Linked DNA regions of Mus musculus: region 2 is linked to region 1. The links are chromatin loops, found by intact Hi-C in ENCODE. Cell type or tissue: left cerebral cortex. All regions are shown on one strand. Each heading gives the region's core, and the rest is flanking DNA. Links, peaks and the distances in the headings are about the cores only.

Region 1 (14,900 bases), core at 4,339-9,338:
GGACAGAGTGTTTGCTTCAGGAGCAGCCTCAGTTGCTTCTGAGGTCTGTGTCCTTGGCCAGTATATGACTGCTTTCTTGCTATGACTTCATGTGGATATTTCCCCCCTGTGCATAGGTACACCTCTATTGCTTTTTTTTTTTTTTTTTTTTTTAAAAGCATTTCTTTTTCATTTTTGTGTTTTGTTTTGGGTTTTTTGTTTTGTATTTTTAAAAATTAGATTTATTTATTCTATGTATGTGAATACACTGTAGCTGTCTTCAAACATACCAGAAGAGGGCGTCAGATCCCTTTACAGATGGTTGTGAGCCACCATGTGGTTGCTGGGAATTGAACTCAGGACCTCTGGAGGAGCAGTCAGTGCTCTTAACCACTGAGCCATCTCTCCAGCCCCTTGTATTTGTTCTTAAACAGGATCTGACTATGCGGCTGTCCTGGAACTTGCTTTGTGGCAGGTCTTTAACTCACAGAGATCTTCCTGCCTCGATTTCCCAAGTATTAGAATTAATGGCATGCATAAGCTTGCTTGCTCTCTCTCTCTCTCTCTCTCTCTCTCTTCTTTCTTTCTTTTTTTCTAGATTTGTCTAGATTTGTTTGTTTATTTACTTACTCTGTGGGGGGGGGGGGATGCAGCAGAGGACATTAGTTAAGCCCTGTTGGCATCAGGACCTCCCAAATTTATGACATCACATAGGTGACAATGGGACCTGGGACCTGCAGATTGGTTGCTAAGGCAACAGGCACCATATTCCCAGCATCTGCTTGGCTCACCTCCCACCTTTACCGGTGTTACATAAATTTCTAAATTTCTATATAAAGAGAACAAGCCCGGCAGTGGTGGTGCACGCCTTTAATCCCAGCACTTGGGAGGCACAGACAGGCAGATTTCTGAGTTCGAGGCCAGCCTGGTCTACAGAGTGAGTTCCAGGACAGCCAGGGCTTCACAGAGAAACCCTGTCTTGAAAAAAAAAAGAGAGAGAGAGAGAAAACACCCCTTCCTCACTCCCCCCCCCCCCCGTCTTCTCTTTCTGCTGCCACCTTCTCTCTCTTCCCCAATAAAACCTCTTCCACATGGAACTGCCTTGGCCTAGTGTGCTGTTGAGACACCATCCGCCATTCTAACACATCATCCCCTCTATCATCTAATACTTTCTCCATGGAGGTGTGTCTCTTTGAATCTGTGGCTTCCAATCTCTGGGCTATCCTGGAAGTCAGCAACCCCTAGTGACTGATCTCCCTGACTCTGACCCACCTGAGGCTGGGGTTACAGGCCTGTGTTGGACACCCAGCTTAGTGCATGGATGCTGGGATCAGGACTCTGGTCCTCATGATGGCGAGCCGCTCCTACCTACTAAGAGAACACCAGTATCCTCTTCTGGCTTTTTGAGACCAGTCTCATGAGCCTGAGCTAGCCTCAAACTTGTGGTAATCCTCCTGCCTCTACCTCAGGAGTGCTGAGATTACAGGTACTGAGGAGCCACTCCACACCGTCCTTGTTTTATTTGCTGACACAGTCACATTGTGTAGCCCAGGCCTGGCCTGCAATCATCATGATCCCACTGCCTCTGAGTGCTAGGGTTATAAGTGAGTGCCACACGCCTGCCAGGCCAGATTTCTTCTTCCAAGGACCTGGGCCAGAAACAGATCAAGGCCATCTTAATAGCCTCATTTTAGTATAATTGCTTCTACAAAGGACCTGTCTATAGTCCAGTCAGTTCTAAAGTACTGCAGGACAGGGCTTCAACTAATGAACTTGAAGGGAACACAGTCCCACTTCTGGCTCGAGTTACATGGTTTAACAATAAAGGCTCCCAACCCAGGAGCCCAGCCTTTTCTAACACCCTTCATGTGGCAAATTGCTCACGTAAGTCAGGAGGTTGGTCCTGTGACCAGTTAACCTTTATGCCGAAAACAAAAAACCTGCAGATAACCAGGCTTTGCACTCGTGTAGCCCCAGAGAACATAGCTAGGAAGGGCCAGAGGAGGGTTTCGATCCAACCTTCTGACACTGACCTGACACTATGGCTCTCCTGAGCCCTAATGTCACTAACCAGCGACAACTCAATGGCCTCACCTCAGCCCAGAGCAGTGGTTCTTCAGGCCTGCAGCCACCCCACCCCTCAGTGTGTCTGTCCTTCTCCGAGGGAAGTCAATTAATTGGTCAGCCCAGGTCACACTTCTGACCTTGGCTCTCTTGTGGGATATTCAGGTATTTTTCAGTTAATTGCTTTTCCACTATAAACAAGGTCAAAACAAACATGCCCCGACATAGCTTTTAGATTTTTATAGACCAGGATTTCCAGGGTAAAGGGAGCCTGTTATTGCCCTCAGAGTGTGGAAGGAGTGCCTCTAAGCTGAAACCAGAGGAGCTGGCTTCAGCCTGCACCTCTCACCTGCCAGTTTACTTTGGGGGAGGGGAGGGCAAGCAAAAAGAATGTCCTCCAGTGTGGCTCAGCTTGTCACATAGCCTTTTTTTTTTCCCCAGTCCCCTCTACCTATGCCTTAGAAAGCTCCAGGCTCTGATCCTGGGAGCCGGAGTCCCAGTGCTCTGCCCAGGTTGGGGTCTGGGAGAAAGCTCAGAAGGTTCATTTTCAAGATGTCAATGATACTGACCCTGGACACCTTGGACTGTACCAGTGCCAGGTCAGTCCCTAGGCCACCAGCCTCATTGAGTAGACTGCTTGCACCTGTACCCTAAGCACCTGTCATATCATGTCCCTTCTCTGCCCAGGGCCAGGCATTGAGGGGACACAGGGATCAATCCAGGTGATATATCTCCCTGGACCCCTGAGGCATTGTGCTGGGGAAGGAAACCCCAAGGATTTGACCAGGAGAGAGATTGGAAACCCAGAGAAGTGGCAGCCTTGCCTGGTTTATCCAAACTAGAGGGAGATGCCGGGATGTGGCATCTGAGCTCCTTCCTCAAACTCTAGGGTTGTTCTTCATTGACCTGGTCAGCGATGTTGAAGGAAAGGATTACCACAAGTTTCAGACGAGCTCAGGCTCAAATGAGCCAGGTCTCAAAAAAGCCAGACGAGGGTACTGGAGTTCCCTTAGTGGTTAGGACTGGCTCGCCATCATGAGGACCAGTCCTTTCCACTGCCACGTCCAGCCCAAGGACTCAGCCATGACTGTCCATTCAGTGCTGCATTGGCCTGACCTGAGAGAACGCCACACAGCCCAGAACTAACTGGAAGGTGGTCACAGGTGGAGGACTGTGCCTAGTAACCACGGTGTTAGACCAGCACTTGGCCCGACCACTGACCACAAGTTATCAGGCCCTGAGCCTCCTCCTCAGCAAAGGAAGTAGGGACTCTGTAGGGCTGGGCGTAGCCCTCCCTGCCTAAGCCTCTGTGGGCTGTAGGGACAAGCAGAGGCCAGCCTGACCCGGAGAATGTAGCAGGCCGGCAGCAGCTGGGGAAGGCTAGGATCTGTGCAGTGAGCTGACCTTCCCTACCCACTCAGCGGAGCCTGACCTCCCAGCTCCTCTCTAGAGGCTGCATTTCCCAGCACTCGGCCGCCCCAGATGACTGGTCACGACCTTCCGGGCAGGAGGCCCTCGGACACCAACTCCTACTTAACATCAGACAGAGCAGGCCCAGGCTCAGCCAGGGTTGAGGTGTGGGGTTGGGTCAGCTCAGTGACTGAGTCAAGAAGAACTTCTCAAAAAATTCCAACGGACCACCAGCTTGCCAAGCAGGGGCTAACCGGCCCCGGGGAAGACACATAGTATGTCTACAACGCAAATGCTTGATCAGAAAGGTGAGCTGGTGGGTAGAAAAGTCAGGAAGAGGATACTGAGGGATGAGTGAGCAAGGCTGCGTGCAAGAGAATAGCAGCCTGTGGGGAGGGCAGCAGTACACAGACTGGAAACAGGGAACATCACGTGCAACCAGAAGCGGCAAGTTTCAAGGGTCTGTAGCATGTTGGCACGTGCCTCCAGTCTAGCACTCTGGAAGTAGAGACATGTAGGTCTCTTAGGAGTTCCAGACAAGCCTGGTCTACACAGGACAGCCAGAGCTACATAGTGAGACCCTGTCTCAAAAGGAAAACAAAAAGAGCCAGAGCCAGGGAGAGTGATGGTCTACGCCTATAATCTCTGAGTTCGAAGCCAGCCTGGTCTGTAGAGCTCTAGGACAGCCAGAGCTAAAAAAAAAAAAAAAAAAAAAAAGACGCTTAGGCCTGTATCCTGAGCTAAGAGATGTGAAGGATGTGAAGGACTTAAGAGTTGAGGCAGCAGAGAGTCGAATCAAACAGAGATCTGGATTGTTACGAAGCAGGGGAAGGTTTGAATGGAGATGGCAATAAAGTGACCAGTAGGTAGTCTCGGGGTGAACTTCCCTTGTGATTGGCGCGCCGAAAAGGATTAAATTAACCACACACTTCGGATGGAGCAAGGTCCTGGGCTCAATCTAAGGTTAGAGACTTCTTTGCGCCCTTAGAGAAAGTCTGTCCCGGTATACGGCAGACTGGGTTAGGGACAGTTCTCTCTGACTGTGGAGATTAGCTCTCTCCTGCCCTAGCTACCTAGTGAGCTCCTCGGCTGCTGCGAAATGAAGGTTAAATCGAAAAGCCAGCCAGCACCTTACTTAGCCTAGCCTGAAGAAGACAGGCACCGGATTTCTGTGCAGATTGAGCCCCAGGGGTGGGCTCGGCATGGGGGCGGAACCAGCAGGGTGGGATGCCCTGCCCTTTAGCGCAGCGCCTGCCCAAATAAGGCGAGCGGCCCGACCGCGCTCCTTCCCAAGGCCCCGCCTCCACCACAACTTGCTGGGAAGTGCAGCAAAATCCTGTCTCACTAAGGACTGTAAGAGCCTGGGGAAGCACGCTGGGCATCTGCCAGCATGTCCCCGGTACAGGACCTGAAAACCAGAACTAGCAGTGGGCCAGAGTGGGCTTAGTAGATGCTGGGGGTTACCTGAGAGCCTGGGGCCGGTGCAAAGAGCATTCTGTATGGCTGACCTGCAGAACTTCTGCCAGTGGCGTTGAACTCGCCTCTTTATTTCGTATTTGTATGGATGGCTGTTTTAACAGTTGTGAGCCATCATCATATGGATGCTGGGAACTGAACTCGGGTCCTCTGCAAGAGCAGCCAGTGCTCTTAATCGCTGAGCCATCTCTCCAGACCCGGGCTCCATTATTTCTCATATCTCAACCGCTCCTAAATAAGGTCGAGGAGAAAGACTAATAAGGCTAGGTTAAGTACAGCTCTTATTAGTAATCTCTCCTTTTAAGAAAAGAAGTCTCAAACTGGAAACCTTGGGACAGGAGATGGAGATAGGTCCGTTTGTGATGTAGCGTTTCTTTTTTGTTGGTTTGAGAAAGGGGCTCAGTATCTGCAGCCCAGCCTTGGATATACTATGTAGGAGTTCTGAATCGCTGATTGTTTCCACCTCCTAAGTACTGGAGATACAGGTAGCTTGTCTCTGGTTCTCCGGCTCCTCCGCCTACCCCCCACCCCCGCGCGGGCCTCTTCTCCCCTCCCCCAACACACACAGGAGAGTAAAGAGGAGGAAGAGGAAGCCCAGAACACAGTGCACACCGGCAAGCTTGCTGATGACCTTCAGGCTTGCTATGTGCACCTCCTGTGTCTACAAGCCATCACACCTGCTGAGAGAGCAAACCATCGGGCACCTCGTCCCTCTCCATCCATGGCAAGGAGGGAAGAGCGCCTGGAACCTGGCTGTGCCTCCGTGGGGCACACCTGCTACATACAGATGCTGGCACATCAGCACACTCCCTCTCAGCTGCCTCTAGACCTCTGGGTATGACAGCCTTGCTTCTCACTGCCCACCTGGTCCCAGGGCACCCAGAATCTGAGGGATTCTGAAAGCTAGGAATCTGACTCCCCTGAGTCTTGTGCCATTGATGTACTCCCACGGCCCCAGGACCTGCAGGAGAAAAGCCATGCTCTTCCCAGGGCATGCCTGCCATCTTTGGCATGCCAGGCCCAGGCCCCTCTGCTGCACTGTTTTAAACTGTATGGATTTTTTTTTTATTGTGTGTGACAACTTTCCATCATATGGATCCTGAGGAGTCATATGAAGGCTTCAAAGTCCTAAACCACTGAGTTATCTCTCCAACCTGTCTGCTGCATCCAGTACACTTTCCTCCTAGGCGAACCCTTTGCAGTTTCTTCACCTGACACATTTTGAAAGCGCTAGAGGACCACCCAAGAACTCTTAAGCATACAGTCAGGAGGCATAGTCCAGTGAAGGAGTCCAGGCCTTCGTGAAGGTTACAGGAGAGTGAGACTTAGAAACAGAAAATAGCGAAGCTGGTGAACCCTCCATTGTAGGACTCTTACCTCCACATGCACAGAATCCCTGGATTCAGTCCCCACCACACACCTACGCACACACATGCAGTGGCATGAACAGTAAGGGTACATACAACCAAAGTTAAGAGGTGGAGGCAGGAGGATTACCAAAGAGTCATTCTGGGCTATGTAATGAAGACCAGGCTATCTAGGACTACTGACAAGACCTGCTTGAAAACAAACAAACAAACAAACAAACAAACAAAAAGGCAGCCAGTCCCCTCCCATAGCTTCAATCAATTTGATCTCTTCCTGGATCTCTACATCAGAGCCAGCCAGCTCCACCTCCTGTCAGATCCTGCCCTGGACCAGCTAATTATATAGGGGAGCCTGCAATATAACAGATTGCCTTGCTTGGGGACATTTGGTAGGCCTCCCTGGGTGAAGAAAAGGGTGCTCTCAGGCTGAGAGGAGGATTTTGAAACAAACAGGCATAAATGTGTGCAGCTGTGTGGGCCCCACGTGAGCAGGAAGATCAGGCGTCAGGAAGGAGGAAGGAGGGCTGCAGCCAAGTGGAAAGGCCTCTCAAGCAGGCTCCCTTTGTCCTGTGGATCCAAGGCAGTGACTGTTCAGGGCTTTGACCGTGACCAGGAATAAGAAACACATTGCCTCACAACCTGGCACAGGCCATAACATTAAAACGAGTTTCATCAGTTCACGCCTACTGCCCCAGTGCATGCTGGGCTTTTCTGTCCTACCACCATCATGATTAACTAACTGGAGGGGCCAGTGAGAGGGATCAGCAGGTAGGGACCAAGCGTCAGGCCTCATGATCATCCCCTGGACCCACACGGTAAAAGAAGAGAGATGACTCCTAAGAGCTGTCTTCTGACCTCCCTATGTGCGCTGTTGCACGCGAATGCACACCCATTTGCAAAACAAATACATAATCTTTTTTTTTTTTTTTTTAGATAAAAAACAGGCTTTTGGAGCTGGAAAATGTAGCTCTCAGCTGGAAGAGGGCCAAGCATGCACCAAGCCATGGGTTCAATCCCCAGCACTGCGTAAACCGGTTATGGTGATATATGCCTGGAACCCTAGCACTCAGAGATGGAGGCAGGAGGATCAGAAATGTAAGGTCATCTTTGGCTACATAAGTCAGAGAGTCTAGCTTAGGCTAAATAAAATCCTGCCTTTAAAGTATATAGAATAACTTACTTGATTCAAGTGTGGTGACATGTGTCTCTAAGTCCTGTATTGTGAGGATGAGGCAAAGGGATTGCTTCAAGTTCGAGGTCAGCCTGAGGTATATAGTGAGTTCAGGATAGCCTTGGCTAAGAAATAAGACTTGAACATTCAGGAGGCAGAGGCTCCTGTGAGTTTGAGGCCAGCCTGGGCTACATAGTGAAACCCTGTCTCAAAAAAAAAAAAAAAAAAAAAAAAAATCTAGTCTCAAGTCTGAGATTTCCACCTCTTAGTGGCTATGAGACCCCACTTGGTTCATCCAGTCTTTTCTCTTGGGTTCTTAGGAGGTGGCCCTTCACCCACACCTATTTTTCCCACCAGTCTCTGTGGGAAGCCGCCCCCACATTCGCCGTCACAAGATGGCGCTGACATCCTGTGTTCTAAGTTGGTAAACAAATAATCTGCGCATGAGCCAAGGGTATTTACGACTACTTGTACTCTGTTTTTCCCGTGAACGTCAGCTCGGCCATGGGCTGCAGCCAATCAGGGAGTGATGCGCCCTAGGCAATGGTTGTTCTCTTTAAAATAGAAGGGGTTTCGTTTTTCTCGCTCTCTTGCTTCGCTCTCTCTTGCTTCTTACACTCTGGCCCCCAAAAAGATGTAAGCAATAAAGCTTTGCCGTAGAAGATTCTGGTTGTTGTGTTCTTCCTGGCCGGTCGTGAGAACGCGACGAATAACAATTGGTGCCGAAACCCGGGACGAGAAAATCCGGGACGAGAAAAAACTCCGGACTGGCGCAGGAGGGATACTTCATTCCAGAACCAGAACTGCGAATCAAGGTTATAAGGTTCCCGTAACACAGACTGTTGAGAAGGATTCAACTGCCGAATTCAGAACTCATCAGCTGGGGAACGACGGTGATAAAGGTTCCCGTAAAGCAGACTGTTAAGAAGGATTCAACTGTATGAATTCAGAACTTTTCAGCTGGGGAACGAGAGTACCAGTGAGTATGTTTGGCCTTGAATTTTTTCTGGTGTTAGGAGCCCTTTTGTTCTTTTTCACATGCTATCAAGTGATTAAGATAGGGCTGAAAATTCTAGAGGAAATTCAGGACAATCTATCAGAAGTAAAGCGGGGAGAGAGAGTAGGAACAAAGAGGAAGTATGGTACACAAAATAAGTATACAGGCCTTTCCAAGGGTCTTGAACCCGAGGAAAAGTTAAGGTTAGGTAGGAATACCTGGAGAGAGATTAGAAGAAAAAGAGGAAAAAGGGAGAAGAAAAAAGATCGATTAGCGGAGGTCTCTAGGAGATACTCGTCACTAGATGAGCTCAGGAAGCCAGCTCTTAGTAGCTCTGAAGCAAGTGAAGAATCCTCCTCTGAGGAAACAGACTGGGAGGAAGAAGCAGCCCATTACCAGCCAGCTAATTGGTCAAGAAAAAAGCCAAAAGCGGCTGGCGAAAGTCAGCGTACTGTTCAACCTCCCGGCAGTCGGTTTCAAGGTCCGCCCTATGCGGAGCCCCCGCCCTGCGTAGTGCGTCAGCAATGCGCAGAGGGGCAATGCGCAGAGAGGTGCGCAGAGAGGCAGTGCGCAGAGAGGTGCGCAGAGAGGCAGTGCGCAGAGAGGCAGTGCGCAGACTCATTCATTCCCCGAGAGGAACAAAAGAAAATACAACAGGCATTTCCAGTCTTTGAAGGAGCCGAGGGTGGGCGTGTCCACGCTCCGGTAGAATACGTACAGATTAAGGAAATTGCCGAGTCGGTTCGTAAATACGGAACCAATGCTAATTTTACCTTGGCGCAGTTAGACAGGCTCGCTGGTATGGCACTAACGCCTGCTGATTGGCAGACGGTTGTAAAAGCCGCTCTACCTAGTATGGGCAAATATATGGAATGGAAAGCGCTTTGGCACGAAGCTGCACAGGCGCAGGCCCGAGCAAACGCAGCTGCTTTGACTCCAGAGCAGAGAGATTGGACTTTTGACTTGTTAACGGGTCAGGGAGCTTATTCTGCTGATCAGACAAACTACCATTGGGGAGCTTATGCCCAGATTTCTTCCACGGCTATTAGGGCCTGGAAGGCGCTCTCTCGAGCAGGTGAAACCACTGGTCAGTTAACAAAGATAATCCAGGGACCTCAGGAATCTTTCTCAGATTTTGTGGCCAGAATGACAGAGGCAGCAGAGCGTATTTTTGGAGAGTCAGAGCAAGCTGCGCCTCTCATAGAACAGCTAATCTACGAGCAAGCCACAAAGGAGTGCCGAGCGGCCATAGCCCCAAGAAAGAACAAAGGCTTACAAGACTGGCTCAGGGTCTGTCGAGAGCTTGGGGGACCTCTCAGCAATGCAGGTTTAGCGGCTGCCATCCTTCAATCTCAGAACCGCTCCATGGGCAGAAATAATCAGAGGACATGTTTTAATTGCGGAAAGCCTGGGCATTTTAAGAAAGATTGCAGAGCTCCAGATAAACAGGGAGGGACTCTCACTCTTTGCTCTAAGTGTGGCAAGGGTTATCATAGAGCTGACCAGTGTCGCTCTGTGAGGGATATAAAGGGCAGAATTCTTCCCCCACCTGATAGTCAATCAACTGATGTGCCAAAAAACGGGTCATCGGGCCCTCGGTCCCAGGGCCCTCAAAGATATGGGAACCGGTTTGTCAGGACCCAGGAAGCAGTCAGAGAGGCGACCCAGGAAGACCCACAAGGGTGGACCTGCGTGCCGCCTCCGACTTCCTATTAATGCCTCAAATGAGTATTCAGCCGGTGCCGGTGGAGCCTATACCATCCTTGCCCCCGGGAACCATGGGCCTTATTCTCGGCCGAGGTTCACTCACCTTGCAGGGCTTAGTAGTCCACCCTGGAATTATGGATTGTCAACATTCCCCTGAAATACAGGTCCTGTGCTCAAGCCCTAAAGGCGTTTTTTCTATTAGTAAAGGAGATAGGATAGCTCAGCTGCTGCTCCTCCCTGATAATACCAGGGAGAAATCTGCAGGACCTGAGATAAAGAAAATGGGCTCCTCAGGAAATGATTCTGCCTATTTGGTTGTATCTTTAAATGATAGACCTAAGCTCCGCCTTAAGATTAATGGAAAAGAGTTTGAAGGCATCCTTGATACCGGAGCAGATAAAAGTATAATTTCTACACATTGGTGGCCCAAAGCATGGCCCACCACAGAGTCATCTCATTCATTACAGGGCCTAGGATATCAATCATGTCCCACTATAAGCTCCGTTGCCTTGACGTGGGAATCCTCTGAAGGGCAGCAAGGGAAATTCATACCTTATGTGCTCCCACTCCCGGTTAACCTCTGGGGAAGGGATATTATGCAGCATTTGGGCCTTATTTTGTCCAATGAAAACACCCCATCAGGAGGGTATTCAGCTAAAGCAAAAAATATCATGGCAAAGATGGGTTATAAAGAAGGAAAAGGGTTAGGACATCAAGAACAGGGAAGGATAGAGCCCATCACACCTAATGGAAACCAAGACAGACAGGGTCTGGGTTTTCCTTAGCGGCCATTGGGGCAGCACGACCCATACCATGGAAAACAGGGGACCCAGTGTGGGTTCCTCAATGGCACCTATCCTCTGAAAAACTAGAAGCTGTGATTCAACTGGTAGAGGAACAATTAAAACTAGGCCATATTGAACCCTCTACCTCACCTTGGAATACTCCAATTTTTGTAATTAAGAAAAAGTCAGGAAAGTGGAGACTGCTCCATGACCTCAGAGCCATTAATGAGCAAATGAACTTATTTGGCCCAGTACAGAGGGGTCTCCCTGTACTTTCCGCCTTACCACGTGGCTGGAATTTAATCATTATAGATATTAAAGATTGTTTCTTTTCTATACCTTTGTGTCCAAGGGATAGGCCCAGATTTGCCTTTACCATCCCCTCTATTAATCACATGGAACCTGATAAGAGGTATCAATGGAAGGTCTTACCACAGGGAATGTCCAATAGTCCTACTATGTGTCAACTTTATGTACAAGAAGCTCTTTTGCCAGTGAGGGAACAATTCCCCTCTTTAATTTTGCTCCTTTACATGGATGACATCCTCCTGTGCCATAAAGACCTTACCATGCTACAAAAGGCATATCCTTATCTACTTAAAACTTTAAGTCAGTGGGGTCTACAGATAGCCACAGAAAAGGTCCAAATTTCTGATACAGGACAATTCTTGGGCTCTGTGGTGTCCCCAGATAAGATTGTGCCCCAAAAGGTAGAGATAAGAAGAGATCACCTCCATACCTTAAATGATTTTCAAAAGCTGTTGGGAGATATTAATTGGCTCAGACCTTTTTTAAAGATTCCTTCCGCTGAGTTAAGGCCTTTGTTTAGTATTTTAGAAGGAGATCCTCATATCTCCTCCCCTAGGACTCTTACTCTAGCTGCTAACCAGGCCTTACAAAAGGTAGAAAAGGCCTTACAGAATGCACAATTACAACGTATTGAGGATTCGCAGCCTTTCAGTTTGTGTGTCTTTAAGACAGCACAATTGCCAACTGCAGTTTTGTGGCAGAATGGGCCATTGTTGTGGATCCATCCAAACGTATCCCCAGCTAAAATAATAGATTGGTATCCTGATGCAATTGCACAGCTTGCCCTTAAAGGCCTAAAAGCAGCAATCACCCACTTTGGGCAAAGTCCATATCTTTTAATTGTACCTTATACCGCTGCACAGGTTCAAACCTTGGCAGCCGCATCTAATGATTGGGCAGTTTTAGTTACCTCCTTTTCAGGAAAAATAGATAACCATTATCCAAAACATCCAATCTTACAGTTTGCCCAAAATCAATCTGTTGTGTTTCCACAAATAACAGTAAGAAACCCACTTAAAAATGGGATTGTGGTATATACTGATGGATCAAAAACTGGCATAGGTGCCTATGTGGCTAATGGTAAAGTGGTATCCAAACAATATAATGAAAATTCACCTCAAGTGGTAGAATGTTTAGTGGTCTTAGAAGTTTTAAAAACCTTTTTAGAACCCCTTAATATTGTGTCAGATTCCTGTTATGTGGTAAATGCAGTAAATCTTTTAGAAGTGGCTGGAGTGATTAAGCCTTCCAGTAGAGTTGCCAATATTTTTCAGCAGATACAATTAGTTTTGTTATCTAGAAGATCTCCTGTTTATATTACTCATGTTAGAGCCCATTCAGGCCTACCTGGCCCCATGGCTCTGGGAAATGATTTGGCAGATAAGGCCACTAAAGTGGTGGCTGCTGCCCTATCATCCCCGGTAGAGGCTGCAAGAAATTTTCATAACAATTTTCATGTGACGGCTGAAACATTACGCAGTCGTTTCTCCTTGACAAGAAAAGAAGCCCGTGACATTGTTACTCAATGTCAAAGCTGCTGTGAGTTCTTGCCAGTTCCTCATGTGGGAATTAACCCACGCGGTATTCGACCTCTACAGGTCTGGCAAATGGATGTTACACATGTTTCTTCCTTTGGAAAACTTCAATATCTCCATGTGTCCATTGACACATGTTCTGGCATCATGTTTGCTTCTCCGTTAACTGGAGAAAAAGCCTCACATGTGATTCAACATTGTCTTGAGGCATGGAGTGCTTGGGGGAAACCCAGACTCCTTAAGACTGATAATGGACCAGCTTATACGTCTCAAAAATTTCAACAGTTCTGCCGTCAGATGGACGTAACCCACCTGACTGGACTTCCATACAACCCTCAAGGACAGGGTATTGTTGAGCGTGCGCATCGCACCCTCAAAGCCTATCTTATAAAACAGAAGAGGGGAACTTTTGAGGAGACTGTACCCCGAGCACCAAGAGTGTCGGTGTCTTTGGCACTCTTTACACTCAATTTTTTAAATATTGATGCTCATGGCCATACTGCGGCTGAACGTCATTGTTCAGAGCCAGATAGGCCCAATGAGATGGTTAAATGGAAAAATGTCCTTGATAATAAATGGTATGGCCCGGATCCTATCTTGATAAGATCCAGGGGAGCTATCTGTGTTTTCCCACAGAATGAAGACAACCCATTTTGGGTACCGGAAAGACTCACCCGAAAAATCCAGACTGACCAAGGGAATACTAATGTCCCTCGTCTTGGTGATGTCCAGGGCGTCAATAATAAAGAGAGAGCAGCGTTGGGGGATAATGTCGACATTTCCACTCCCAATGACGGTGATGTATAATGCTCAAGTATTCTCCTGCTTTTTTACCACTAACTGGGAACTGGGTTTGGCCTTAATTCAGACAGCCTTGGTTCTGTCTGGACAGGTCCAGATGACTGACACCATTAACACTTTGTCAGCCTCAGTGACTACAGTCATAGATGAACAGGCCTCAGCTAATGTCAAGATACAGAGAGGTCTCATGCTGGTTAATCAACTCATAGATCTTGTCCAGAAACAACTAGATGTATTATGACAAATAACTCAGCAGGGATGTGAACAAAAGTTTCCGGGATTGTGTGTTATTTCCATTCAGTATGTTAAATTTACTAGGACAGCTAATTTGTCAAAAAGTCTTTTTCAGTATATGTTACAGAATTGGATGGCTGAATTTGAACAGATCCTTCGAGAATTGAGACTTCAGGTCAACTCCACGCGCTTGGACCTGTCGCTGACCAAAGGATTACCCAATTGGATCTCCTCAACATTTTCTTTCTTTAAAAAATTGGGTGGGATTAATATTATTTGGAGATACACTTTGCTGTGGATTAGTGTTGCTTCTTTGATTGGTCTGTAAGCTTAAGGCCCAAACTAAGAGAGACAAGGTGGTTATTGCCCAGGCGCTTGCAGGACTAGAACATGGAGCTTCCCCTGATATATCTATGCTTAGGCAATAGGTCGCTGGCCACTCAGCTCTTATATCTCACGAGGCTAGTCTCATTGCACGAGATAGAGTGAGTGTGCTTCAGCAGCCCGAGAGAGTTGCAAGGCTAAGCACTGCAATGGAAAGGCTCTGCGGCATATATGAGCCTATTCTAGGGAGACATGTCATCTTTCATGAAGGTTCAGTGTCCTAGTTCCCTTCCCCCAGGCAAAACGACACGGGAGCAGGTCAGGGTTGCTCTGGGTAAAAGCCTGTAAGCCTAAGAGCTAATCCTGTACATGGCTCCTTTACCTACACACTGGGGATTTGACCTCTATCTCCACTCTCATTAATATGGGTGGCCTATTTGCTCTTATTAAAAGAAAAAGGGGGAACTGTGGGAAGCCGCCCCCACATTCGCCGTCACAAGATGGCGCTGACATCCTGTGTTCTAAGTTGGTAAACAAATAATCTGCGCATGAGCCAAGGGTATTTACGACTACTTGTACTCTGTTTTTCCCGTGAACGTCAGCTCGGCCATGGGCTGCAGCCAATCAGGGAGTGATGCGCCCTAGGCAATGGTTGTTCTCTTTAAAATAGAAGGGGTTTCGTTTTTCTCGCTCTCTTGCTTCGCTCTCTCTTGCTTCTTACACTCTGGCCCCCAAAAAGAT
Region 2 (14,900 bases), core at 3,961-8,960, 500 kb after region 1:
TGGATTGCTTTTACACAGCCTGTTTTACATAGACACAAGCCATCTCTCACACACTGTTGACCTCTGCTCTTACAGGGAGAGAGCAGTGGCCCTCCACAAAGCTCTGAGGGAACTGACAGCGCTCTTGGCCATAGCAGACAGAGGCAGACTTCAAAAAGGTCTGAAAGGCAGGGAGAAGTTTTTGAAAGTCTTTCCTCGCTTGAAAGCAGAGCTGGTGGAGCATATCAGTCAGCTCCATGCCCTGGCTGACCACGCTGAGAAACTACACAGGGGCTGCACCATCTCCAACGTGGTGGCTGACTCCTTCAGTGCTGCCTCTGACATCCTGAGCCTCCTTGGTCTCTTTCTGGCACCTGTGACAGCAGAGGGAAGTCTGGTGCTCTCAGCAACTGGCTTGGGGCTGGGGGTAGCAGCTACTGTGACTGATGTTGCTACCTCAATCGTGGAGGAAACAAGCAGGGTTTTGGATGAAGTTGAAGCTGCTCCGACTGGCACTCATGTGCTGGGGGAGGCTGGCACAAGTGTGGATAGGATTGCCAGCAAGGTCCCTCAGGCTACCAGAGACATCACTAGAGACCTGGAAGCCCTTGAGCAGCACATGAATGCCCTCAGGCTGGTTAGAGCCAACCCTCGTTTAGAAGAAGATGCCAGGATCCTGGCCACCACAGGAAGCATCTCTGCCCAACGGGCTATGCAGGTGCGGGCCAGTCTGAAAGGAACCCCTCTGGCAATGAGCAATGAAGCCCGGATCCAACGTGCCACCGCCGCAGGTGCCGCCCTCTGGAGTGATGTGGACAGCCTTGTCAAAGAGTCAAAGCATCTGTACGAAGGGTCTGCGTCAGAGTCGGCTGAAGCACTGAGGAAGCTGGCTCGAGAGCTGGAGGAGAAGCTAGAGGGGCTCATGGAATTCTACAAGACGATCTGATCAGGCCCCAGTCAGTCACCCCATCCCCAAGACAGGCAGAGGTCAGGGGAGAGGACCTGGACAGAGGAGAGCAAGACTGCAGTCAGGTCCGAGGGACCGAGTGTGCAGGCCTGCTGCTGAACACAGCACAATCAGGTGAGACCCCCTGGTGCCTGAGACGAGAGACTAAAGGATGTGCTGCTGTGAGAGGGACTGGAAAGATTGAACTCTGGACTAAACACGGAAGAAGCCAGTTAAGAGAAGGACTAGAAAGCCCTCCCCAGCTGAGCTACTGCAAACAAGACCCCACAAAAGGCAAACCAGAGAGAAAGGTGTGTGCTCTGTAAACACATCATGAGCCCCATCCCTGTGCTTTAGAGCCTGTGCTTCTCCCCAGCTCCCCAGCCCACGCCCATCCTCAGGCATGTCATTGTCCCCTAAATAAACCGTTTCTGTTGTTCCTCACCTTGTGTCTGACTCGGTTCTTTGTCCTGGGGCATGAGAACCTGGAAACATCAACAGGGGTCCTTGAGACTCTCAGATGGCCTGTATCCACTGGCAGCCAGCCTGGGGCCTTTACAGTTGCACCAGATGCGGTACTGTCCCCTCCCATGGAAGCTCTAGGACACCATGGCAAAGCTCCCTCAGGAGGCTCCATGTCTGTGTGGATGGGCCCTCCTCCCCTCCCACCTTTCACCTCAGTGTTTTGTTCCTGTGGATTATGGAGCCCGGATGGACAGTGTGCCTGAACCCCTCCTCCACCCCTGGGGCAGTGACTGAAAAACACAAGAACTGACAGCAAGGCCCAAGTGTAGGGTCGGAGCCAGCTGCTCATCACCACTGTCAACACAGAAACACAAATCTCAGCTCAAAGGGGCTAAGACAGAACTTATCCTGGAGCCAATCGGGAGTGATCACAGACCCGGAAGGCAGATTTAGGTTATCCCGAAGTCTGTGTTCCAACTAACCATTTCATGGTCCTTTTGTAGTAAGGGAACAAGGCATATTATCAATCAGAGCCCTTTTCTGACACACTTGTGGAGACATCAGAGACAGTTACAGCCAAGCAGAGGTAAATTCCAGCTACAGGCCTCAGATGGCAGCTGATGACATTGTTAGCTTGCGGGCTGGTGAACCTAGGGGTCTGATAAGTTAATACATCACAAAGAAATAAAAGAAGATGGAAAGCTAGGATCAGGAATTTTGCATGAGCATATAAATCAAGTCAGCACGTTTATTAAGACAAGTATCTTGCATACAGTTTGCGGGACAAATGAATGACATCAAGAGAAGCTAATAAATTAATGTGATACAAAGGAATCACCGGATATTTAAATGCACAATAGACCAAAAACAGAAACACTGGGACTGAAAGCCACAGTCCTTAGCAGGGACATCCAAAACCCTGACCCAGGGCCATTATATGCTTGCCAAAAGAAGTTCCTGGTTTCACACATGGAGACATATTTCTTCTGTGTAGATTGATCAGGGTCTCTGAAAAGCCCAAGAATGTCCTTCCCCACACAACCAACCTCTCATAAATGACTAATTTTTCAATTAATGTTATTGTACGGTAACATTTCAGAGGAGTGGGTGATACATTTTGTTTTATATAAAGAAGTAACACTATTAAACATAATTAAAATATTATGACACACACACAAAGTTAATAGATCACAAAAGATTTTTATCTGTTAGTCTCTGGATGTTAAGGTCAATGCAGAGGTAGCAAGGAACGGCTATTCAGGGCAATAAAGATGATCAGAAACAACGGTAATTAGGCTCTTGATCTGCAACACTCCAACCTCTCCAGTCATTGACGTTCTAATCAGCTTGTGAGCCTCTTTGGAAGCTCAGTAGGGCATCCCTTCTGGAAACTGTTATCTGCACCATCCACATTTGTTCCTGAACTCTGAGTCAAGGTCTCTGCACCAAGGAGCCAGGTGAGGGCACGGGCAATGGCTTGTGTATGGAAGAGGGACCAGGCCTGGGAGAGCCGGGAAGTGATTCACAGGGTCCCACAGTCAGTGCAGCTGAGACCACAGAGGTGCATCCAGCAATGAGAGGTCACTGCTCTGACTCCAATGAGGGCTCTACTGAGCATGGTGCCAGAGTGGGATGTCCTCTGGGTCCTCATCTGCTCATCAGGGCTGACTCTCACTTGCCTTTATGGGCTGAGATATCAGCCCAGAGCTTACCTCTGCTTGCAATTCTGGTGCACACCTGGAACAGAACATACTGCTGAGGACCACTGTGTTCCATCTACCTCAGCCAGAAAAGATTCTCCCATAACTAGATAATTCTGCCCATGCTCACAGCCGCTCTAAAATGGAAGGGCTCTTAGGCATTGGCCCAGGTCACAGGTTCAGCAGCCTAGAGATGAATTTGCATCTGGTCATAACCCTGAATCTGGTTAGGTTTTCCCTTCCTCATCCCCAAGCAAAAGAAAGTGCAGGAAACCCCATGGGACCACCAAGGAGTTCAACTTAGTTCCAGACTGATCATGTATTGCTAGAGAACCTCGGAGGGAATGTGGCTGTTCTGGGTGCCCTCTGGGGATGGAGGATTTGAAGACTATAAATGGGGTGAAAAATAGCATGGTGGTACTCGTGACCTTGTGAGACTCCAGGAACCCAGAGCTTGGACCAATTCTCTCATTGAGTTTGTGTCTGTATGCCAGGTTCCACGGGGGAAACTGAGGCCCAGAAAAGACTGAAGGAAGCTAAGTAGGTGGATATCAAGCCTTCACCCCTGACCTTAGAGAGCCTCTCTTCAGTCTGTGGGGCTGTAGAAGGGAGGCAGAGGGTGTTCTGAGAGTCTGAGTGGGAACGACTGTCAGTGTGGGGACAGGAAGGAGGGGCACAGTCCTGTGAACAGAGCTGTGGTATGTTTGAAAGAACAAATGGCAGGCTGGAGAGATGGCTCAGTGGTTAAGAACACTGACTGCTCTTCTAGAGGTCCTGAGTTCAAATTCCAGCAACCACATGGTGGCTCACAAGCATCTGTAATGAGAATTGGTGCCCTTCTCTGGTCTGTGAAAACAGCTACAGTGTACCTATGTATAGTAAATAACTAAATCTAAAAAAAAAAAAAAAAACAAGGAAGGAAGAAGGAAGGAAGAAAAGAAAGAAAGAAAGAAAGAAAGAAAGAAAGAAAGAAAGAAAGAAAGAAAGAAAGAAAGAAAGAAAGAAAGAAAGAAAGAAAGAAAGAAAGGCATAGTCCAGGTAGGTGCTACCTATGTGCCTGTACAAGAAAAGAATATTCTAGAAACTTTGGACTACTGGAAAATAACATTTTCCCCTTTAAAGTCAAAACCAGAGCTGTGGCATTATGTACTGTCATTTTCCTCTTGGAATATCCCTTTACCCTCTGATAAATAAAGTTCAGCCTGGCTGCCCTGCTCATCACTAGGAGATGTCTGCTCTCTTCAGCTGTCACACGCATGCCAGAGTCCAAGGGAAACTAGGTCCCAGGAAACCTGAGCTCATCTCTGATCCTGGAGGTGCCCAGAGGGAAGAAGCCAGGCCACTCATTCTGGATCCCACAACTATGGAGGACTTGGAGTATAGATCGTGGAAATAATTTTTTTTCACATCTGTTTTTTTTAATTGGGTATTTATTTCATTTACATTTCCAATGCTATCCCAAAAGTCCCCCACACGCTCCCCCACCCACTCCCCAACCCACCCACTCCCATTTCTTGGCCCTGTCGTTCCCCTGTACTGAGGCATATAAAGTTTGCATGACCAATGGGCCTCTCTTTCCACTGATGGCCAACTAGGCCATCTTCTGATACATATGCAGCTAAAGTCAAGAGCTCTGGGGGTACTGATTAGTTCATATTGTTGTTCCACCTATAGGGTTGCAGACCCCTTTAGCTCCTTGGGTACTTTCTCTAGCTCCTCCATTGGGGGCCCTGTGATCCATCCAATAGCTGACTGTGAGCATCCACTTCTGTGTTTGCTAGGCCCTGGCATAGTCTCAGAAGAGACAGCTATATATGGGTCCTTTCAACAAAATCTTGCTAGTGTATGCAATGGTGTCAGCGTTTGGAAGCTGATTATGGGATGGATCCCCAGATATGGCAGTCTCTAGATGGTCCATCCTTTTGTCACAGCTCCAAACTTTGTCTCTGTAACTCCTTCCATGGGTGTTTTGTTCCCAATTCTAAGAAGGGGCAAAGTGTCCACACTTTGGTCTTCGTTGTTCTTGAGTTTCATGCATTTAGCAAATTGTATCTTATATCTTGGGTATCCTAAGTTTCTGGGCTAATATCCACTTATCAGTGAGTACATATTGTGTGAGTTCCTTTGTGATTGGGTTACCTCACTCAGGATGATGCCCTCTAGGTCCATCCATTTGCCTAGGAATTTCATAAATTTATTCTTTTTAATAGCTGAGTAGTATTCCATTGTATAAATGTACCACATTTTCTGTATCCATTCCTCTGTTGAGGGGCATCTGGGTTCTTTCCAGCTTCTGGCTATTATAAATAAGGCTGCTATGAACATAGAAGAGCATGTGTCCTTCTTACCGGTTGGAACATCTTCTGGATATATGCCCAGGAGAGGTATTTCGGGATCCTCCAGTAGTACTATGTCCAATTTTCTGAGGAACCGCCAGACTGATTTCCAGAGTGGTTGTACAAGCTTGCAATTCCACCAACAATGGAGGAGTGTTCCTCTTTCTTCACATCCTCGCCAGCATCTGCTGTCACCTGAATTTTTGATCTTAGCCATTCTGACTGGTGTGAGGTGGAATCTCAGGGTTGTTTTGATTTGCATTTCCCTGATGATTAAGGATGTTGAACATTTTTTCAGGTGCTTCTCAGCCATTCGGTATTCCTTGAACCAGTTTAAACAACATGCTAACACAGTGAACCTATACGCAGGCACGCACACAGTTCCCGATCACACTTAGCTCCATACAGCTGTGTATTTCAAAGTTCATTACACACATTTCCAAAAGTTTTTGTGTCCTAACAGTTTTTGCCTCTAGGTGGCGCAGCACCCATGTGTGCTGTGGACTCTGTTTCGGTGCTATGATGGCTGTTAGGACAGACCAACTGAGAAGGTAAGGCCAGCCTCTAATCTGGGCCACACCTGCTGGAAGCTTACATAAAGACTGGAAGAAGGAAGCTTTTGCTCTTGCCGGCTTGCCGCACCTCACTAGCAAGTCCGTTTCTACAATGGCACTAGGATTCCAGAGTGTACTAAAAACCAGCTGAGACATCCAGCCCTGTGGACTGAGCAGCTACGGGAGTCTCCAACCTGCCATGCGTAGACAGCCTTTGTTGGACTAGCTAAACCAGAGTCTGTGAGTCATTCTAATTCATGAATCTATATTAACTCTATATACAGAGATTCTATATACAGAGAGAGGCGCCTTCTGTAAGCTCTGTTGCTCTAGAGAACCCTGATGAGGACAGATGGTCAGTTCCCCCTACCCCACTCTGGCCTTACAAGCGAGCTAGTCTGAGCTTCGCCTCAGACCCCTGCACAAGGTTTCCTCTGCTCACTCTGCTGCCTGCTTGAGATATGGATGTGTGGCCCCACCTGGGCATCCGACAGGCCTGGCAGGGTGTTGTGACTGTCCTATAAAACTCCACATCCTGCAACCTGACAGCTACAGCAGAGATGTGCCCCAAGAGCAGGATCAATAGACATCTTCCCAACATGTAAATTCTTTGGCCACTGGGTGAGCTTTAAAGTGCATCTTTGTATTTATATGATTTTCTTTTTTTTACTGATGAGATGACTCCACCCCTGTCCCCTAAAGTCCCAAGTCCCTGTTAGCAGCATTGAACAGGAGTCTGGGCCTCAGGAGCTGACTTTGGTTTCCCTTTGGGGAGGGGACTTCAGAACACATGCCATGTCTCAGACTCTGACCTGTTCTTCCGTTTCTTAAAAGATTCTCTTCCTATCATCTTTTGACTTCATGTGAGTATGGGAAAGCTTGAGCGAGGGGGTGGGGGTCGGGGGACACGGCTGCTATCCTGGCACTTGGGTGGTGCAGGCCTAAGATTAGGAGTTCAAGATTCTCTCAACCTACACAGTGCGTGTGAGGCCAGACGAGGCTACATGGACACTTGGAGAGCTTTGGCAAGAAAAGGGAGTTATGGGTTAGAAGGGTGGAGAGTGGTTCTGAGACTGAGTCACCACTGTCTTCAGCTCTCACCATAGCAACACGTACATTCATTCTCCGTTTAGTCAGGTCCCAGGAGGAGGGGCTGGCGCCTTTTCCCTATACTGCTAACCGCAGTTTCTTTCCTTCTTCCTTAGCTCCCAAGGCAATCTCAGTGCAGTTTCTGTTTCTGTTTTTATGAGGTCCACCCCTCTGCAAAATCACCTGATCACTGGTGAGAACAAGGAGTGAACACTCTCACACACGGCCTGTGTTTAGATGTGAACGTCCTTTAACCCAGTTATCTACTTATACAAATAGCATAAGGTTAATCTCAAATGCAGGCACTGACAGGAATGAGGACATTCTCTGCATTAGTATTTACATATGATAAGGTCCAGGAGTCATGGAGACAAGCAGGAGTCCAGGGCAGCCCACGGCCCGGCAGGGACCAGGCAGGACTCCAGGGTCTGATGGGACAAGGATATCACAGAAGCAAGGAGGGTGTGGTCCCTGGGAAGCCACAGGTGACCCCAGTGAATTTGCTAAGCTGAGAACCTGGTACTTGGCACAAGGCAGCGCTGTGGATACAGAAGAGCCGTTTATAGCACACACACTACACCACACACGTGTGATACAAACAGGAGGGAATGTGCTGTATTTTTAGACAGTGGAGCTTGCTCATCTGAAAGTGGGACATGGATTAGAAAGTCCCAGGTTCAAGGCCTCACTCTGTCAACACGGAATAGTCACTCACGTCAGCTAAATGTAAGGACTTCATTACCTGAGAGTAAGGAGCCCAGAGCATCACTGAGGGTAAGCATGGTGGCTTGACTAGGAAAGGCTACCGTGGGCTAATATATTTGATGCTTGGTCATTAGGGTGTGGAGATACTTGGGAGGAATTAGGAAGGGTGGACTTGGTGGAGATTGTCGTTAGAGGTGGGCTTTGAGCTTTCAAAAGCCCAGGCCAGGTCCAGTGTCTCTCTCTTCCTGCTGCCTGTGGAGCTGGATTGCAACTCTCAACTTCCCTAACACCCTGTCTGCCTCCAGGCCGCCATGTTCCCCGCCATGACAATAAATGGACTAAACCTCTGAAGCTGTAAGCAAGCCTCAGTTAAATGCTTTCTTTTTGTTTGTTTGTTGTTTTGTTTTGTTTTGTTTTGTTTTTCAAAACAGGGTTTCTCTGTGTAGCCCTGGCTGTCCTGGAACTCACTCTGTAGACCAGGCTGGCCTCGAACTCAGAAATCCGCCTGTACCTGCCTCCCAAGTGCCGGGATTAAAGGCGTGCGCAATCACGCAGGCTTAAAGCCTTGTCCTGGTCGTGGTATCTCTTCCCAACAATGAATATACAAAGTAACCATTAATAAATACACAGTTTCCTCCTGCAGATGCCTACTAAAACATTCTTCTCCATCTCTCTTTTTGTGTGCAGAGTCAGTCCTTTGTCCTAAACTGAAGCCTTCTCCAGTGTCCCCAACAGGACAGGGGTCCTCTGACTTGACTGGGGAAGAAGGCAGCGAGGCTGAAGCCACAGATCAACTTCATTAAACAACAGTGACAGAGCTCTTCTTCTCCTTCTCTTCTTTCTCTGAGAACATGCCCATTCTCTCTTTCTCTTCCAGCCCCATTACATGGCAATTCTCCTGGTCTCAATCCTCCAGGCCAGTGAACTAGCCCAAGGGAGGCTTCATAATAAGACAAAGCCCAGGGAAACAGAAAACTGTAGGTTCTTTTGTTCCTTGGGAGCCACCCTTGCGAGAACTGTGGGTCCCTAATCACTAAGCTGTGGGAATTGCTTTTTTCTCCTGTAGCCTGGTCACCTGGTGAGCTGTAAGGAACAGCTAGCTGTCAAGTCCTCTGCCTGACACCTAGACCTGGCAGCTGCCATGGACACCCCAGGTAAGCGGTCTTGTGCCCAACTCCTGCATATGACCTACGACTGCCAGAGCCTGTGTGCTGAGTGCCTGCTGGGGAGTCAAAGATACAGATGAAGCCTGTGGTGGCGCACGCCTTTAATCCCAGCACTTGGGAGGCCAGAGGCAGGCGGATTTCTGAGTTCGAGGCCAGCCTGATCTACAAAGTGAGTTCCAGGACAGCCAGGGCTATACAGAGAAACCCTGTCTCAAAAACACACACACACACACACACACACACACACACAAAAAAAAGATACAGATGAGAAGCCCAAGGGGAGCACAAAGTTTCCCAGTCCTAGGTCACAGTGGCTCTCCTTCCTCGCTTTGTCTTCTGTAAATTCCCAGGAGTCGCCTCCTCAATACCCAGCCTGAAAAATGGCAGCCAGGAGGAGAAAGAGGGAAGGAGGGAGCCAAATTACAGGCAGACAGCTCTACTCCTCTCAAGGTGGCTTCCTATCAGCTGAGCCTGGGGCCCAGTCCTTGAGGAGGCCGCCTACCCGTCTCCAGCCTGAGCCATTCTTCAGTCTTAAATGGGGCCTTCAATATGGGAATGGTCAGTTTTTAATCCTAAGTTTCAACAGCACTGGATTAATAAATGTCTAGGAGTTCAGTAGCCCTGAGCTGGGAGGTTGGGAGGGAGCTTCTCCATCTAATCAGAGCATAAATGCTTGCGCTAATGAGAGGTTCACAGACTGAGTGGAGGCACCATGGCAAGTGGGCCCTGCTGGACTCATGAATGCACTGGGGGTGTCTCTGAGGTTGATGGGTGTGATGGAACTCATTCTGATAGGAAGCCTGGCCTCAAACTCACAGAGACCCCCCCGCTCCAGCCTCTCAACTGCTGGATTAAAAGCATGCACTACTATGCCAGGCTCCTTTCATGTTTAAAATTCTTCTGTTGGTTCTATAGATCATTCATTCATTCATTCATTCATTCATTCATTCAACCAAACATTCAGAGTTTCTAAAGATTTATTTATTTGTTTGTTTGTTTGTTTGTTTGTTTGTTTGTTTGTTTATTGTATGTGTACACGGTCTCTGTCTTCAGACACACCAGAAGAGGGCATTTGATCCCATTACAGATGTTTGTGAGCGACTGTGTGGTTGCTGGGATTTGAATTCAGGACATCCAGGAGAGCAGTCAGTGCTCTTAACTACTGAGCCAACTCTCCAGCTCTTGTTCAGGACCTGCTCATTCTGGCCCCGCTCCCTGTAGCTGTACAACCCAGAAGAGGGCATCAGATCTCATTATGGATGGTTGTGACCCACCATAGGTTGTGAGCCACCATGTGGTTGCTGGGAAATTAACTCAGGACCTTCAGAAGAGCAGTCAGTGCTCTTAACTCCCCATTAATTGTTTCTAAAGCTGGTGTTACTTGCCTTTATCATTGTTGTGACTAATAAGAATAGATTTATTATGCTTACAATGTTGTGTGATTTGGTAATTCCAGGGATGCAAAAAGGCAGGAGGAAAAGTTATCAGTTCACATCCTGGCAGACATAAAGCAGAAACAAAGCAGTGACAAAAACAGAAAAACAAGACATTGGCCATCAACCCAAGAGGAGACACACCCTCAGCGTACCAGACTCCAGCAGGGCCCACTTGCCATGGTGCCTCCACTCAGTCTGTGAGCCTCTCATTAGCTCAGGCTTTACGCTCTGATTAGATGGAGAAGCCCCCTCACAGCCCCCAGATAAGGGCTACTGAACTCCTAGGTATTTATTAATCCAGTGCTGTTGAAACTCGGGATTAAAAACTGACCATTCCTGCGTTGAAGGTCACATTTGGGGCTGGAGAATGGCTTAGTGGTTAAGGGCACTTGCTGCTCCTGCAGAGGACCTGGGTTCAGTTCCCAACACCCACATCAGGCTCGCAGTCTGTAAACTGCAACTACATGGGATCCAATGGCCTCCATAGGCACCAGGCACACACATGGTGCGCACACATAAACGCAGGCAAACATTCATATATACAAAATAAAAATAAAGAGAAAGATGTGAATCCACATTCAAGAGCCAACATGAGGCACACAGTAAAAGAAAGCCATCACTAGGACTTCCCTCTTCCTGGGGCTGACGGACTCATGTCCTCATTGTTCTCAGCTGAAAGAGACACAAATCCCTGCAAAGTACCAGGACACCTCCCAGGTGCATTAGTCTCCTCAGGATGTCATCGAAAAGGTCACTGGGCAGGTGGCTTATCAAGAAAAGATCTCTTCTCTCAGTGCTCTGGACTCTTGACACTCACAACCAAAGTGCAGCAGGTTGGCCCTGGACAGCACTCTCTTCCTGCTTGGCAGAGAGTTCCCATGTCCTGTCTGTGTGCCTGGACAGAGGGACGGGGGCAGAGAAAGAGAAAACAGACAGGAGGAAGAAAGAGAAGGAGGGAAAAGGGAGGGCAGTTTCTTCCTGTTTCTGTAAGGGTGCTAACAGGAGCTCACACACACCCTCACTTAATTTCAATATTATGTGTCCTTAATGATTCTGTCTCTAAATAGAGTGACCAGGGTTAGAGCTTTTACAAATGAGTTTAAGGACACACTCAGTCCCTATCACTAGTGACACCATTAAAATACTCCATGTGACAAGGGCTCAGACAAGCAATTACCCAGCATGCCCCTGACCCATTCAAACTCTTGTGCACTGTCCTCTAACCATATACACTTCCTTCTCATCTAGACAGAGAATGCTTTGTTGAGAGTGTGGTTAACTACCTCCTGGACACATGGAGCACAGAGGACCTGCGGCTCCTGCTGACAGAAGAAGAAACCTGGAAACACTTTGTGGCAGAAGTTGATTTGTCCAGGTCACCTCCCCGAGGGATGCCTGCAGTACCAGGGTTCAGGCCTGGTTGGCTTGTTCTGGGCAGGAATACTCTCCCCAGACAGACCAAGTAGTTAGGGTTGAAGGTGTCTCTTCTCAGCAAATATTTCCCTCACCATATTCTCTACCAGGAAAGAGCCTCTGCCTGGGGGGAGATGGCAGCAGCCACAGGGAACAAAACTATCCCTGCCTTTGGCATTCCTGTGACCACAGGAAGTTAGTTCCTTACCTTCTTCTTTATTTGGTTACTGTTGACTGGCATTGTGAAAAGCCCAACATATGTCCCAACATATGTCCAGTAGTAGACAGCCTGCACTCAGTAGGTGTTCATCAAAAGTTAGCTTTTAAAGTCTCTCTCTCTCTCTCTCTCTCTCTCTCTCTCTCTCTCTCTCTCTCTCTGTGTGTGTGTGTGTGTGTGTGTGTGTGTGTGTGTGTGTGTGTACATATACATGTGCATGTGTGGTTTTTGCATGTGGGTGAGTTTATTTTATAAGCAGTCTTCCTGTATCAGTCACTCTCTCCTATTACAGGGAAGAGGAAGCTGCCTTGCAGGAATCTCTTGCTGAGATCTTTGCAGATCCTGATGGAGAAGATGAAGATGAGCTCCAAAATGACCTTCAGGACAAGAACGAGAGGTACTCAGCCAAAGACCCAATGAAGCCCTTTTCTCTCTAGATAGGAAGGGGGGCGGGGAAACATGAATAGAGGACCATGCACAGGATATTGAATATTCAGGGACAAGCTGATTAAGTATGTGCCTGAACACCTGCCACAGGGCCTATTTCAATGATGTCACTAGTGTTAGGGACTAAGTTGTATCCCTAAACTCATTGGTAAAAGCCCTAACCCTGGGGATGGTGTTTGGAGATGGAGGATTTAAGGACACACAGTATTGAAATTAAGTGAGGGTGTGTGAGCTCCCTAACCCATAGCACAGTCAAGTTTATAGTAAATCAAGGCCAAGAGGACACGAGATCCCTACAGCTGTGAGCCACTAAGTGTAGGGTCTGGGACCTGAACTCACTTGGTCTGCAAGAGAACCATGCATCTGAATAAAGAAACTCTCTCTCCAGCCCATTACAATAACAAGTGCCTTTACTAACCTGGAACTCATCACTGTGACCAGATTGGCTGACAAGAGAGCATGAGGACCCTCCTAACCTTGCATCCCCAAGCAGGGATGACAGGCCCAGGCCCTGAACCTGGCTTTCCTATGTGGCCTCTGGAAGACTGAACTCGGGTCCTCCTGTTTGTATGACAAACACTGCACCAACTTAGCCACATCCTCAGGTCCCTTTTAAGGTTTTTTTTTTGGGGGGGGGGGGGGCAGGTTGGTTGGTTGGTTGGTTGGTTTTTCGAAATAGGGTTTCTCTGTGCAGTCCTGGCTGTCCTGGAACTCACTCTGTACACCAGGCTGGCCTCGAACTCAGAAATCTGCCTGCCTCCCAGCACTGCCCGGCTCCTTCAAAGGCTTTAAGCAGAATCTTCTGTTGTCCTCAGGACACAGTGCCTCATGGTCAAGGTCACATGGAGTGTCTCACACCAAGAAAGCGCCCATGGGAAAGAACAGTTAATCTGATAGACGTTACCACAGGCAGGAAGGCACTGTCCAGGACGGCTGCTCTAAGACAAAGACACAACAAGTCTGTCAGTTCCTTCAGCTGGAGACTCACAGCAGATGAGCTGAGTGACAGGCAGTAGAGAGCAGAGAGTAGGGGCATTGTGAGGCTGACCTCATGGGACTCCTCCTGAGGAAAGCCAAGGCCAAACCCACCAATGCTGGACATGGGAACCTGATGGAGGTTAAGCATGAAAGGTCGCGTGCTCGCCAACCTGACTTAGGATTCTGCCAAGTCTGTGCAGGGCAAGCACAAGGTGCACAGGAAGAGCATAGAAAGCCAAGGTCCATCCATACTGGGAACAGTTTACAGGACTTAAAGTTTTCTCAAGGAACAGAAATGTTGCCAACCTAACTTCAGTGTCTAGAAGTTTGCTGGGCCTTCATCAAATACACCGTTCCCATGAGTGACTGGGGTCTCCCTCCCTCCTGGAAGACTGTGCCTTCAGTGTCCCCTTCCTCTGGGGTCAGAGGTGACTGCAAAATCCCCACCACACCTCACCTTTCTCAGGCTGAGAATTCTTTAATCGAAGGGCTTAGCAACCTGTGTGTTTTGAATTCTCAATTCCCTGTTACTTAAACTCTTACAGAGGCACAGTGATATGCCTTGGGGATAGGAGCCCATGTGAATAGGGACACCACACATGTGAATGGGGATTCACCACATGTGAATGTGGAATCCACTCATGTTTCTTTACCTTCACTCACAACTGGAAGGAAAATCTATGCGCTGTGGTTTGAGTGGACAAATCTTAGCTGTGAGTTGTCCCAACAGCTCAGGAGTACACACCACTGCAGTACAAAAAAAGACCTCAAGCTTCAAAGAGGGTCCTATGTACGTTTCTCTCTTAGGGATGTGCAACTTGCAGAGTCTCACAGCACGAGGCTCCAGGCAGACATGGACACTCCTGGCCAGCAGGACAATGTAGGGCAGACAGGACATGTCCCAGCAGCTGTGGCCAGGAGACTGCTGTTCTTGAGGAAAGTGAACCCTTCAGTGAACACTAACGTTCCCTAAATAAAAGGATTATTTTGTTTTCTCTAACTTCTCTCTTTTTGTATAGAGTTCCTAGGGAGAAGTGTTTTGGTAGTGATGACATTGACCCTGAGGGAAAGGCTCCCTTATTAAATGTCTAGCAATAAAAGGGTGTGCTGGCAGACGCCACAGGCTGGGCACTGATGACTGAGTCCATCAGTGCCCAGCCCCCTCATGATGGCTCAAGACTGTTGAAATTCCAGTTCCAGGAGTCTGATGCCTTCCGTCTTCTGCCCTCTACGGGTCTCAGGAATGAATATGGTACCCAGACAAACATGCAGATGAAGCACCCATACACATAAGATAAATTAAAAGGACAGGGCTAGAGAAATTGCTCAGTGGTTAAGAACACTGACTGCTCTTCCAGAGGTCCTGAGTTCAAATCCCAGCAACCACATGGTGGCTCACAGCCATCTGTAATGGGATCAGATGCCCTCTTCTGGTGTATCTAAAGACCATGAGAGTGTACTCATACAGA

Evidence for each region. Peaks named below come from ENCODE experiments on the same cell type or tissue, not always from the same donor. Only the 100,000 strongest peaks of a DNase experiment are listed, where the experiment ranks them.
Region 2: it touches region 1 in a loop (12-fold over the local background); 5 of 42 quality-filtered maps call a loop at or near these places.

Annotation. Positions count from the first base shown.
Region 1 is chr15:77,895,286-77,910,185 of GRCm38, reverse strand. No RefSeq gene overlaps it. Among named protein-coding and RNA genes, the nearest start is that of Txn2, 26 kb to the left of the region's middle. In left cerebral cortex, for the core only: no CTCF peak of the experiment used is centred there; DNase peaks (open chromatin) are centred at 4,725 and 6,779; H3K4me3 peaks cover 376 bases; H3K27ac peaks cover 224 bases.
Region 2 is chr15:77,390,258-77,405,157 of GRCm38, reverse strand. It overlaps Apol7a (apolipoprotein L 7a), which reads left to right and starts at 6,048. Exons shown (of 5, transcript NM_001164640.1): 1 at 6,048-6,220; 2 at 8,841-8,928; 3 at 11,625-11,751; 4 at 12,299-12,403. The coding sequence starts at 8,916. It overlaps Apol9a (apolipoprotein L 9a), which reads left to right. Exons shown (of 3, transcript NM_001162883.1): 3 at 76-1,369. The coding sequence ends at 925. In left cerebral cortex, for the core only: a CTCF peak has its summit at 5,898 (motif pointing right); DNase peaks (open chromatin) are centred at 5,968, 6,138, 7,133 and 7,570.